Regions from separate parts of the Homo sapiens genome. Here regions 2 and 3 are each linked to region 1. Evidence: chromatin loops called from intact Hi-C (ENCODE). Cell type or tissue: mammary epithelial cell. All regions are shown on one strand. Each heading gives the region's core, and the rest is flanking DNA. Links, peaks and the distances in the headings are about the cores only.

Region 1 (2,500 bases), core at 1-2,500:
GAGGCCAACAGACAGTGCCAGCTTGGCCTAGGCAGGACCTACATCTCCTTAGCTGTGTGGAGCCTCAGGGTGGGTGGTATAGGATCCGAGGAAGCCAGGGGGCTGTAGTGGGGCCAGGCTGGACCTCTGTGCCCTGAGCATGGCTTTCTTGTTTTTCAGTTTTGGAACTCCCCAAAGAGCTGTCAGAAATCTTTGATCCCACACGAGGTAGGCTGCTGCATTCCTCCCTGAGGCTAGGGGTAAGGGACACAGCTCATTGGGTCCTATGGCTGTTTTCTTGCCCTTTTGAGGACCTTGTTGTGGCGCTTATGGTAACTGGGGCAAAGGGTGAAGTTCCTGATGGGCAGGTGGGGTTCCCTTTCCTGGGCTTTGGTGGGTGGAGAGGTGGGAGCTGGAATGTTAGTAACTGAGCTCCCTCCATTCCCAGAGTGCATGAGCTCGGAGCTGCTGGAGGAGTTGATGTCCTCAGAAGGTGGGTGGCCCTGGAAGGTGGGAGTGGGTGTGGGCAGGGGTTGGGCTGCTGCTAGGGGAGCCCTGGCCCAGGGCCTGAGACTAGTGCTCTCTGCAGTGTTTGCCCCTCTGCTTCGTCTTTCTCCACCCCCGGGAGACCACGATTATATCTACAACCTGGACGAGAGTGAAGGTGTCTGTGACCTCTTTGATGTGCCTGTTCTCAACCTCTGACTGACAGGGACATGCCCTGTGTGGCTGGGACCCAGACTGTCTGACCTGGGGGTTGCCTGGGGACCTCTCCCACCCGACCCCTACAGAGCTTGAGAGCCACAGACGCCTGGCTTCTCCGGCCTCCCCTCACCGCACAGTTCTGGCCACAGCTCCCGCTCCTGTGCTGGCACTTCTGTGCTCGCAGAGCAGGGGAACAGGACTCAGCCCCCATCACCGTGGAGCCAAAGTGTTTGCTTCTCCCTTTCTGCGGCCTTCGCCAGCCCAGGCTCGGCTGCCACCCAGTGGCACAGAACCGAGGAGCTGCCATTACCCCCCATAGGGGGCAGTGTCTTGTTCCTGCCAGCCTCAGTGTCTTGCTTCTGCCAGCTCCTTCCCCTAGGAGGGAAGGGTGGGGTGGAACTGGGCACATGCCAGCACCACTTCTAGCTTCCTTCGCTATCCCCCACCCCCTGACCCTCCAGCTCCTCCTGGCCCTCTCACGTGCCCACTTCTGCTGGGCCTTTAGCCCTAGAACCTGCAGGTGGTGGGGGCGGCTACCAAGAAGGAACAGAGGTCTCTGGGGAGGAGTCTGGGTGGTCCAGCCCTGATGATTGGCCCCACCTCCTGCTGCCCCATAACCCTCTCTTCATTTCGGCTTTTTCATTTACCCTCATTTAGAGCCATTTGCAGAGATTTAGAAAGATTTACAGTAACGAATGGATTCCTATATAAAGATTATTTTTATACTTTTTGCAGCAAAAGGAAATTGTAATATTTGTACAGTGTTCAAGTGAATAAAAACCATGCCTAAGGCTAGCTCTGATGTGGTTCTTTGGGGACCCTCCTTGGGACTGTGCTGGACTGGCAGTGTGATTGGGTGGGTCACCTTGCTGGAACTAGGGGTGGGGCGGCCTCCGGCAGCCTGCCCTCCCCGCCCCCACCTGCCGCACCTTGGTGTGGGGCGGGGCCGCCTCGGCGGGGCGGGGCAGGCGGAGCCGTCCTACCTTCCTACCCCCAGACTCCAACCCGGAACTAACCTCGGCTCCCTTGGGAAGGCCGCGTTGCATGGCCAGGAGCAGCAGTCTGGGCCGCGAGTGCGGGACACCGAGGTCAGGTCTCGGAAAGGGAGGACCTCCTCGTCCCCAGGGGCCCCAGGCCAGGTGCACCCTTGGCCGCAGGTGCACGGTCTCCGGAAAGTGCAGGCGCCCACGTCCCAGCTGGACCATGGCGCCTCCGCGGAACGTGGTGAAGATTGCCATCAAGATGCGTGACGCCATCCCGCAGCTCATCCAGCTGGACCAGGTCACCCGGCTGGTCCCGCCTCCATCTGCCCCACTGCCCCACCTCCCGGTAGCCCCCTGGCCCTCGGGGCAGCCCGCCCCACCCCTCCCCCCAGGCTCCTCCCCATCCCTCCCTGCCCAGGCCGCGAGAATGACCACTCCACTTGCAGGCGAAGCCCCTGGCCGCTGTGCTGAAGGAGGTGTGCGACGCGTGAGTGCTGCCGGGCCAGGGCCTGCGGAGGGCGGGAGGGCAGGAGGGGCGGCGCCCCCTGCCGGCCTCGCTGAGCCTCGTGCCCCTCAGGTGGAGCCTGACGCACTCTGAGCGTTACGCCCTGCAGTTTGCGGATGGGCACCGGAGATACATCACCGAGAATGTGAGTCCCCTCTCCCCAGCCCCAAGCTCGGCCTTCCGACCCCTCTAACCCACCTGGCCCCGATAACTCTGGCTCTTCATCCCACTACCGGAGCGCGATCTGTTATTCACCCCCAGCCGCCCTCACCGACACCCCAGTTGATCAGTCCTCGGAGCCCTCCCTGACCTCGCTGCCTTTTCTGCT
Region 2 (2,500 bases), core at 1-2,500, 270 kb after region 1:
GCTGCAGGGGAGACCCTGGGGCTGTGGAGCCTCTGAGTGGCCACCAGCACAGGGACAAGGGCAGGCAGTAAAAGCTGAGTTTCAGATGACTCCTCAGAGGGAAAAGCCCCATCCACCAGCCAAGCACGAAAGCCTCTGTTGAGGTCAAGGCCTGAAAACCATTGCCTGAGCATCCAAAGTGGGGCAAGGTCTGGGCAAGTGCCCAGGGCCAGGCAAGAGCTGGCCAGGAAAGCAGTGTCCAGCACCAGTCAGGGCTGCTCCTCCACATATTCCTTTCCCCTGCCACCAATCTGCCCAGCGGTCCTCAGGACCACACACATTCACACAGGGGCAATCCCAGCACTGCCCCTTGTGCCTACTCCTTGGTCCTTCAGGGGAGTTGCTAGGTTTGGACACACAGAGCAGGTGCCCAGGCCACAAAGCAGCAGCCTAGCCTACTAAAGCACCCTTCGGGGCCTTGACTTTCCTGCCTCTGAAAAGGAGGAAGACCAACATTCTAGTGCAGGATAGATTTTTTAAAACATCAGCCAGGGAGTAGGTGTTGGATGAGGCAGACGCCAAGGAGCCCAATGGAGAGGCCTCCAAACTGGGGTACAGGGTAGGAGAGACTTGTCAATCAACTGATAACCCATCGCCAGCCTGACCGTGTGGACCTGCAGTGCTTACATGGTGTTCAGGTGCCTGGTTTGGCCATCTCCCGGAGTCACCCTGCATATATGTACCTATACATGCCACATACATCCTACATGCCCCTCAGAGGGAGTGCCAAATGAGGTTGAGGAGAGAGAAAAATTCATCCTCTGTCCTGAAGACAAATTTTCCCTCTCCTGGAGAGGCCAGGGTGGCAAGACAAGAGTGGTGACTACCTAGGGAGGTGCATGGTTCTAGGAGCCTGAGAAGTGTAGCCCTGATCCCTGGGCTGCCTCAAGCTCCTACTTGGAGCTCCCAAGACCCATGGGTTCATAGCACACTGTGCTGTACCTGCAGCTCCAACTCTGAGCTGCTGGCATGACCCAGGTGAGGGTAAATGAGGACGGTGTGGTGGGCAAGGCTGGAGCAGCCTGCACTGGGCACCAAGGCAAAGAGCATCAGGAAATGTCCCCTGGCCTTCTCCTTCCCAACCCAGGAAGATAGGGCACAGGGAGGTGAGGATGGGTAGAGGTACACAGACAGGAGACACTAAGCGACAAGCCCTACCTCATCTGAGAAGGCCAACTGAGACTTAAGTGAGGGAAGTAGGGCCCAGAGCAGAGACCCAAGGGACAGTGCTGGTGGCAGCTGCCCCACGGAAAAGCAGAGAGAGAGCCTGGATGACTCACGGGGTCCAGCCACACCTCCCTCCCCAGGCTCCTTGAGAAGTGGAGTGATCCTGGCGCACCCCCTTGTGGTGGGAGGATGGCATTGTCCACAGCGAGGGGCCCCTCTGGTGGGAAGAGGGTACGCCAGCTCCAGTTCCCCTTCAACACATCCCTCCAATTTAATCACTGCCTCAGACTCCTGGTCAGCATCTCCCAGTCATCAACCTCTGAGGGAGTGGGACTACAGGTACCCACAGAGCTATGCAGGAATGTCTCATAAAGAACAGGAGTTGGGCCAGGCGCGGTGGCTCACGCCTGTAATCCCAGCACTTTGGGAGGCCAAGATGGGCAGATCACCTGCGGTCGAGGGCTCGAGACCAGCCTGACCAACATGGAGAAACCCTGTATCTAGTAAACACATACACACACACACACACACACACACACACACACACACACACACACACACACAAAATTAGCCAGGCATGGTGGCGCTTGCCTGTAATCCTAGTACTCAGGAGGCTGAGGCAGGAGAATCACTTGAACACGGGAGGCGGAGGTTGCGGTGAGCCAAGATTGTGCCATTGCACTCCAGCCTGGGCAACAAGAATAAAACTCTGTCTCAAAAAAAAAAAAGAACAGAAGTTGGCCGGGCACGGTGGCTCACACCTGTAATCCCAGCACTTTGGAAGGCCGAGGCTGAAAGATGACTTGAGCCCAGAAGTTTTGAGACCAGACTGGCCAACATAATGAGACCTTGTCTCTACCAAAAATAAACAAAATCAGCTGGGCGTCGTGGTGCATGGTTTGCAGCCTAGGTGGTCAAGGCTACAGTGAGCCATGATGGAGCCACTGCACTCCAGCCCAGGCAACAGAGTGAGGCCCTGTCTCAAAAAAAAGAAAAGAAAAGAAAAGAAAGAGAACAATAGGTGGATATAAGCCTGGAAAGCCAAACCGGAGACCACACAGACCTGAGTCGGTCATAAGGAACTGGTCTGTCTTGCATGAGTGAAGACAAAGCCTTCAGAGGGACAAGGCTGAAGAGGACGTGGAGGGAAGCATGGGCATCCTCAGCCCTCTACACTCTTGCTCTCCCTCTCAGCCAGACCCTCCCAAGTCTCCAATTCCCTTTATCTAAGTCTCAACTCCTTTTGTCTCTACTGCCTAGTATGTGTCTAATAAAAGCAAGTGCTTAATAACTC
Region 3 (7,721 bases), core at 2,219-4,718, 87 kb after region 1:
CACTTCGCTAGGAGGAGGCCTGCCTTACTGCCACCAGGCCTGGCTGGATTTCCGAAGGGTCAGTACACTGGGTGGGGCATGGGGGCAGTCATATAGGCAACTTGGGATCATGGAGGAGCCTCTCTGGGGCTGGCTTGAACCAGACAAAGCTGGCTGCAGTGGCCTGGAACCCAGGAAGCCCAGGACCAACACTGCATGCTGCTCCGGTCATGCCTGCCCCTGCTTACAGCGGCTGGAAGCTCTACTACAGAACTGCCAGGCAGCTTGTGCCCTGCTCCAGGGGGCCATCGAAAGTGTGAAGGCTGTGCCCCAGCCCATGGAGCCTGGGGTGAGTGTCCCCTCCCAGTCCCTCCATGAATGCTCCCTGTCTCCCTCCTTCTCTCCCATGGCCACCTCCACAGCTTATTGCCCTCAATCACAGGAGGTCGGTCAGCTGCTACAGCAGACAGAGGTCCTGATGCAGCAGGTGCTAGACTCGCCATGGCTGGCATGGCTACAATGCCAGGGGGGCCGGGAGCTGACATGGCTGAAGCAAGAGGTCCCAGAGGTGACCCTGAGCCCAGACTACAGGTGAGTGCAAGCCCGGCCCCCAGATCTTGCCCCAGCCCACCATATTCTATGCCAGGACTCATCTGGCTAGCTCAGAACCTGGTAGGACTGTGGTGCCAGGACAGGGTGGAGTGGTGCAAGGCAGGGGGTCTAAGATGGTATACCCTACACCAGGACGGCAATGGACAAGGCTGACGAGCTATATGACCGGGTGGATGGATTGCTGCACCAACTGACCCTGCAGAGCAACCAGCGAATACAGGCCCTAGAGTTGGTCCAAACACTGGAGGCCCGGGAAAGCGGACTGCACCAGGTCGGAACTACTTGCCCAGAGTGGGCCCTGCCCCGATCTCAGACGTGAGCCCCCAGTCCATAGCAGCTCTCTTCACTTTTCCCTGCTTGTGCTCCTCCAGATTGAAGTGTGGCTGCAGCAGGTGGGCTGGCCAGCACTGGAGGAGGCTGGGGAGCCCTCGCTGGACATGCTGCTCCAGGCCCAAGGCTCTTTTCAGGAGCTGTACCAGGTTGCCCAGGTATATGTGGTCACTTGTTCATGCCACGGGTATTGGGATGCAATGCCAGGAACTAGGAATGCAGAACTGTGTGAAAGCAATTCAATCCTTTGCTTTCTTAGACCTTATAGTCCCATAGAAGATATCAGTTGTAATTAATCACAGTCATATATGTGCCTGTAAACCCAGGCAAGATCTCTGGAGAGAATCAGTGCAGGTGATTCTGCCTGAGGGTATAACCAAGACTTTACCCAGCAGGAGTGTCAGGCAAGCTTTTTTTGGGTGATTTTTGAGCTGAGAGTTGAAAGATAAGTTGAGGTCAACCAGGCAGAAGAGGGTTGAGGATGGGGGCACATTCCAGGCTTGGAAGATAGCATGTGCAAAGGTCCTGTGGCAGGATGGAGGACGGTGTGCCTGAGGAATCATAAGGCCAGTGAGGTTGAAATGCAGAGCAGAGAGGAAGAAAGAGTTGGGGGAGTTGCGGTGGGACAAGCCTGGTCAGTGGCCACATCACTGGGCCCTGTAGCAGTCAGTGTGGAGTTTAATCAGGAAGGCCATGTAATCAGATCCATATTCTAGGAAGATTGCCTTCGTTTCCGAGTAGACAGTGACTTGGAGGATGGGCATGGGGAGTGCAGTGAAGAGGCAATTGCAGTAGTCTAGGTGGGAAATAGTGCCTCCTCTGGCCAGGATAGTGGCAGGGGAGACGGGTTGGAGAAGTTGATGGGATTTGCTATGTACCCATGTGGGAGGGTAAGGGACAAGGATGTTGCAAGGATGAATGGGTGCTGTTCCCTGAGAGACTAGGAGATGAGGTCATCTTGGGGGAAGGGCATTCAAGAGTCCGGTCTTGGGCATGCTCGAGATGGCTGTGAGGGATGAGAGGAGGGCCCTTGGGTCTTGGGCCTGGAGCTCAGAGGAGAGGTCTAGCTGGAGAGGATCACTTGGTGGGTCCAGGTGTTTGGATGACATTTGAAGTTGGTCACACAAGAGTGCCTGGGAGAGCGAGTGCACTGTCCTCAGGATCCCCAGTGTTTAATGGCCTAGGTGAGGGAAGGGGAGCAGGACGAGCCACCAGAGAAGAGTGAGGAGAATCAGGAGCGTGGGGAGGAGCTGGGGGAGCCCAGTAGAGAGTGGGCTGAATGACGCTGAGAGTTGGAGTCAGTGAGGCCTGAGAAGCGCTGGGGACGGGGCAGAGTGGAGCTGGAGAGGGCTGGTGCGGAGGGCGAGACGAGACGGTGAGGACAGATGATTCCTCTAGGAACTTTGGCTGTGGAGAAGGGGAGTGGATGTGGGTGGGGAGTAGGAGATACGGGTAGATGTTCCACCACAGGACAGACTTGATGGGGACATGTCGATATGTCAGCAGGAAGTATCTGAGTCTGGGGGCTAGACCGCCAGGCCTGGGCTGGCTGAGCCTAGTCTCTGTCTCTGCAGGAGCAGGTCAGGCAAGGGGAGAAGTTTCTGCAGCCGCTGACTGGCTGGGAGGCGGCTGAACTGGACCCCCCTGGGGCACGCTTTCTGGCCCTGCGAGCCCAGCTGACTGAATTCTCTAGGGCTTTGGCCCAGCGGTGCCAGCGGCTGGCGGATGCTGAGAGGCTGTTTCAGCTCTTCAGGGAGGTGGGTGAGAGTCTCCCCAGCTCCAAGTGATCCATGAGGCCGGAGGGATGGCAGCCCCAGCTTCAGCAGAGCCTGAGCTTTTCTTGGTCATGCTGCCTGTTCTCTTCCCTGGTCTTCAGTTTGACCCTAAAACCCAGTCACTGGGGCTGTGTCCTGGACAGCATCCTGTGGGGATGGGGAGTGGGTAGAGGAGCAGAGTGCCCAGCAGGCTTGGCAGGATCTTCCTCTAATGCTTGTCCGGCCCTGGTGTTGCAGGCCTTGACGTGGGCTGAGGAGGGGCAGCGAGTGTTGGCAGAGCTGGAGCAGGAACGCCCGGGGGTTGTGTTGCAGCAGCTGCAGCTGCACTGGACCAGGCACCCTGACTTGCCTCCTGCCCACTTCCGAAAGATGTGGGCTCTGGCCACGGGGCTGGGCTCAGAGGCCATCCGCCAGGAGTGCCGCTGGGCCTGGGCGCGGTGCCAGGACACCTGGCTGGCCCTGGACCAAAAGCTTGAGGCTTCACTGAAGCTACCACCGGTGGGCAGCACAGCTAGCCTGTGTGTCAGCCAGGTCCCCGCTGCACCTGCCCACCCTCCCCTGAGGAAGGCCTACAGCTTCGATCGGAATCTGGGGCAGAGTCTCAGTGAACCTGCCTGCCACTGCCACCATGCGGCCACTATTGCTGCCTGCCGCAGACCAGAGGCTGGAGGAGGTGCCCTGCCCCAGGCATCCCCTACTGTGCCTCCACCAGGCAGCTCTGACCCCAGGAGCCTCAACAGGTATGGGCAGTAGGCAGGGCGGGGAGGGCAGTAAAGGAGAGATGTCTTGGGTCCTGACTCCCCATACCTGGTAGGCTACAGCTGGTGCTGGCAGAGATGGTGGCCACGGAGCGGGAGTATGTCCGGGCTCTAGAGTACACTATGGAGAACTATTTCCCCGAGCTGGATCGCCCCGATGTGCCCCAGGGCCTCCGCGGTCAGCGTGCCCACCTCTTTGGCAACCTGGAGAAGCTGCGGGACTTCCACTGCCACTTCTTCCTGCGTGAGCTGGAGGCTTGCACCCGGCACCCACCACGAGTGGCCTATGCCTTCCTGCGCCATGTAAGCCCGACAGGCCATGTGGTATCAGCTCGTTCTGCCACACTCCCGAAGTTGCTGCTGGGCACATGCTTGGTGCCAGTCCCTGTGCTATGAGTATAGCTATGAGCAAGACTGGCAGGCTCCTGCACCTGAGGGTGCTCTTAGTCCAGTAGAGGAGACATAGAAGCAAGAACGATACTTGTAGATTATAGTTGGGGCTAGGAGGAAAATAAGCAGGATAGATGCTTGTGAATTACTGGCGGGGCAGGGGCTCCACTTTAGAGGGCCTGAGTGCGGTGCCAGGACACCTGGTACAAGAGGAAGTCTTTGAGAGGCTGATGTTTAAGCTGAGGAATAGGGGAGGGGCTGGAGTGAGTGTCCCACCCAGAGGAAAGAGCAAGTACAAGGTCGTGTGGAGGAAAGGGGGCCTGCCAAGGAGGTGGCTGAGTGTAGTGAGCAGGACAGTCCCAGGTGAGGTGAGCTCTTAGAGCCGTGGGAGGAGCAGAGCTGAAGGCAGGAGCTCAGTCTGAGGGCAAGGGGCTTCTTCCTTGGGGGCCTGTGGGCACACCCCCTTTGCCCAGTACTGTTCTTGCCAAATCACCCCTTGTTCAAAGCAGGGAAGACTGGGTCTGTAGGGGAGGCCTCCCTAAGAGGCATCTACTGGCATTTTGGTCCTCTCAAGCTGAGGGTGGTCTAGCCTGTGCCAGCCTTAGGGAGCTGGCCCCTTTGCACTGGGGCTGAGCCACATGTCCTTGTAGAGGGTGCAGTTTGGGATGTACGCGCTCTACAGCAAGAATAAGCCTCGCTCCGATGCCCTGATGTCAAGCTATGGGCACACCTTCTTCAAGGTAAGTGAACCTGAGATTAGGAGGAGTAGGGGATGCGGGGAGTGCCCCCAAACCACTCAGTGGCCTCCCATCCGCCCACAGGACAAGCAGCAAGCACTGGGGGACCACCTGGACCTGGCCTCCTACCTGCTAAAGCCCATCCAGCGCATGGGCAAGTACGCACTGCTGCTGCAGGAGCTGGCACGGGCCTGCGGGGGCCCCACGCAGGAGCTCAGTGCGCTGCGGGAGGCCCAGAGCCTTGTGCACTTCCAGCTGCGGCACGGAAACGACCTGCTGGCCATGGACGCCATCCAGGGCTGTGATGTGAGTCATCCCAGGGCAAGGGCAGTGGGTGTGAAGAAGAAGGCAGAAGAGGCTGGCCACCCACCAGCCCCCAACTCTGCAGGTTAACCTCAAGGAACAGGGGCAGCTGGTGCGACAGGATGAGTTTGTGGTGCGCACTGGGCGCCACAAGTCCGTGCGCCGCATCTTCCTTTTTGAGGAGCTGCTGCTCTTCAGCAAGCCTCGCCATGGGCCCACAGGGGTTGACACATTTGCCTACAAGCGCTCCTTCAAGGTAGGCCTGCCCACCCCAGGCCCCACCACTTGTTTTCCCGCCCCATGCCTTACCAAGCCCCTCTCTCCCGCTGGCCACAGATGGCAGACCTTGGTCTCACTGAGTGCTGTGGGAACAGCAACCTGCGCTTCGAGATCTGGTTCCGCCGCCGCAAGGCCAGGGACACCTTTGTGCTGCAGGCCTCCAGCCTGGCTATCAAGCAGGCCTGGACAGCTGACATCTCCCACCTGCTTTGGAGGCAGGCCGTCCACAACAAGGGTGGGTCCATGCCCCTCCTTCACGCCACACTCCCCTCACTGGAGAGCTTACATTGACCCACAGGAGCCCAGAGACCTGGGAAAAGCTCGGGAAGTGGGGAGAAGGCCCAGCGACAGCCACCAGTGCAGGAGAAAGGATTTCAAAGCCAGGCAGCCTTGCTGTCACTGCCTCTGACTTTGGACACAACGTGAACTTCTCTGAATATAAGGGGCATCATGGCTCTCTCTCTCTTTATTTTTGGAGACAGGGTCTCGCTCTGTCGCCCAGGATGGCGTGCAGTGGCATGATCTTTGCTCATTGTAGCCTCTGCCTCCTGAGCTCAAGCATTCTTCCCACCTAAGCCTCCCAAGTAGCTGAGACTACAGGCATGTGCCACCATGCCTAATTTGTAAAATTTTTTCATAGAGGTCTCATTATATTGCCCAGACTGGTCTTGAACTCCTGGGCTCAAACAATCCTCCTACCTCGGCCTCCCAAAGTGTTGGGATTACAGGCGTGAGCCACTGCGCCCAGCCAGGGGCCTCATCTTTAAAAGGGGAATATGGCACCTGCCCCACAGGATTGTTGGGAGGAGAGCACCTGGCACTAGAAAGGCTCAGCTCACAGGACAGTTAATGTGCTGGATGGAGGTGTACAGGAAAGACTTATCTGGGGGGTGGTAGAGGCCCAAGGACAGGCTTATGTCCAGAAGCATCCCACTTATGTCCACTCTCCACCCAGAGGTGCGCATGGCTGAGATGGTGTCCATGGGTGTGGGGAACAAGGCCTTCCGAGACATTGCTCCCAGCGAGGAAGCCATCAACGACCGCACCGTCAACTATGTCCTGAAGTGCCGAGGTAGCAGGCAGGCTACAGGGTGTGGGGGTGGGAGTAGGAAAGCTGTGCGGGAAGCACTGTGGCCCTCCATTAGTGCTGGCCCGCACTTTCCTTGGGATCTGGGGCCAGGCTAGGCTCTGGCCTGTCCCAACCTGACCCTCTCTCTTATGCAGAAGTTCGCTCTCGGGCGTCCATTGCCGTAGCCCCGTTTGACCATGACAGCCTCTACCTGGGGGCCTCGAACTCCCTTCCTGGAGACCCTGCCTCTTGCTCTGTTCTGGGGTCCCTCAACCTGCACCTGTACAGAGACCCAGCTCTTCTGGGTCTCCGCTGTCCCCTGTATCCCAGCTTCCCAGAGGAAGCAGCACTGGAGGCTGAGGCAGAGCTGGGCGGCCAGCCCTCTTTGAGTATGTCTGGGCCTAGCCAGAGGCAGGAGGGCATGGCTTGGGGTCTGGGGCTTCCCGTGCTGACAGTTCACCCAGTCTCCCTCCCTAGCTGCTGAGGACTCAGAGATCTCGTCCCAATGCCCATCAGCCAGTGGCTCCAGTGGCTCTGACAGCAGCTGTGTGTCAGGGCAGGCCCTGGGTAGGGGCCTGGAGGACTTACCCTGTGTGAGTGCCATTTGCCCTATACCCACCAGCCCTTCCCCAGCCCAAGCTGAGCCTGTGACTGTGACCAGCCCCTCCCCAGCCCAGGCTAGGCCTTTACTTTGGGTAGAGCTTGGGGTGGGTGGGCCAGAGCCATTCCCCAGACACCTCCTGGGTCCAGAGTCAGGGAAGCAGGCATTCATGCCTGGCCTGGCCCTGCAGGTCTGAGCCCGGGACTGGACGAGCAGTAGATCCAGCAGCCTGCAGCTCCAAGGAACATTGCCTCTCTGGATCTGCTGTGACCAGGGTGTGGCTGACACCTGGGCTACCTCCAACCTACATGTGCAACGCTGTTGACTACCCTTTCTGATGTGTGTGGCCATTGGACTAACTGGCACGGGGCCTCTCTAGGGAAGTCTGGTTGTAGAGCCTGAATAGGCTCCTGGCCCCATGACCCCTTCTCCTGTCCCCAGCTCCCATCCCAGTTGTGGGTTAAGAATAGGCTAGAGCAGACATTGGGTGTTTCCATGCTGTAGGCTGGTGGGGGACCATGTGCCTCTAGGCAGTGACTAGGGTGCCCCCACCCCTCAGGAAGAACACAGGTGGGCTCCTAGCAGCTGATCCCCAATGCCTGGCCTTAAAGCCGAGCTCAGTTACCATAGGGACAGGTCCACCTCTACTGGGCCCTCATGCTTGCCTTTCCTGGCCCCCAGGCCCAGCCCCTTTTTACTGGGGCAGTTTCGTTATTTTGACTTGATGCCTTTTGAATAACTTTCAATAGAATTGTCTAAAATTATCTTACTGGTTGTTAGGCCTTTGGTGTCTCAGAGAAGGAGTCTAGGTCTTTGATGTGTGATTTAATCTTTTATTTGTTTATAATAAAAAATAGACTGATATGTACCCTCTGATGGGCACATGCA

What was found. Peaks named below come from ENCODE experiments on the same cell type or tissue, not always from the same donor. Only the 100,000 strongest peaks of a DNase experiment are listed, where the experiment ranks them.
Region 2: it touches region 1 in a loop (19-fold over the local background); 2 of 110 quality-filtered maps call a loop at or near these places.
Region 3: it touches region 1 in a loop (11-fold over the local background); 3 of 110 quality-filtered maps call a loop at or near these places.

What each region holds. Positions count from the first base shown.
Region 1 is chr16:67,197,440-67,199,939 of GRCh38, forward strand. E2F4 (E2F transcription factor 4) reads left to right here. Exons shown (of 10, transcript NM_001950.4): 8 at 160-207; 9 at 428-472; 10 at 569-1,479. The coding sequence ends at 684. It overlaps ELMO3 (engulfment and cell motility 3), which reads left to right and starts at 1,692. Exons shown (of 20, transcript NM_024712.5): 1 at 1,692-1,965; 2 at 2,114-2,154; 3 at 2,245-2,317. The coding sequence starts at 1,888. RefSeq lists a silencer at 1,028-1,087. In mammary epithelial cell, for the core only: CTCF peaks have their summits at 1,002 (motif pointing left) and 2,212 (motif pointing left); DNase peaks (open chromatin) are centred at 1,022 and 1,692; H3K4me3 peaks cover 1,195 bases; H3K27ac peaks cover 1,129 bases.
Region 2 is chr16:67,464,608-67,467,107 of GRCh38, forward strand. The region is part of intron 1 of ATP6V0D1 (ATPase H+ transporting V0 subunit d1); the gene reads right to left. Among named protein-coding and RNA genes, the nearest start is that of ATP6V0D1, 15 kb to the right of the region's middle. RefSeq lists enhancers at 828-1,328, 1,329-1,829. In mammary epithelial cell, for the core only: a CTCF peak has its summit at 1,383 (motif pointing left); a DNase peak (open chromatin) is centred at 1,354.
Region 3 is chr16:67,281,780-67,289,500 of GRCh38, forward strand. PLEKHG4 (pleckstrin homology and RhoGEF domain containing G4) reads left to right here. Exons shown (of 22, transcript NM_001129729.3): 7 at 1-58; 8 at 230-328; 9 at 422-570; 10 at 724-862; 11 at 963-1,079; 12 at 2,496-2,678; 13 at 2,934-3,436; 14 at 3,511-3,757; 15 at 4,495-4,584; 16 at 4,666-4,887; 17 at 4,970-5,140; 18 at 5,221-5,398; 19 at 6,119-6,235; 20 at 6,388-6,621; 2 more. The coding sequence ends at 7,029. KCTD19 (potassium channel tetramerization domain containing 19) reads right to left here. Exons shown (of 16, transcript NM_001100915.3): 16 at 7,653-7,721. Among named protein-coding and RNA genes, the nearest start is that of PLEKHG4, 6.1 kb to the left of the region's middle. RefSeq lists an enhancer at 2,600-3,340. In mammary epithelial cell, for the core only: a CTCF peak has its summit at 3,333 (motif pointing left); a DNase peak (open chromatin) is centred at 3,212.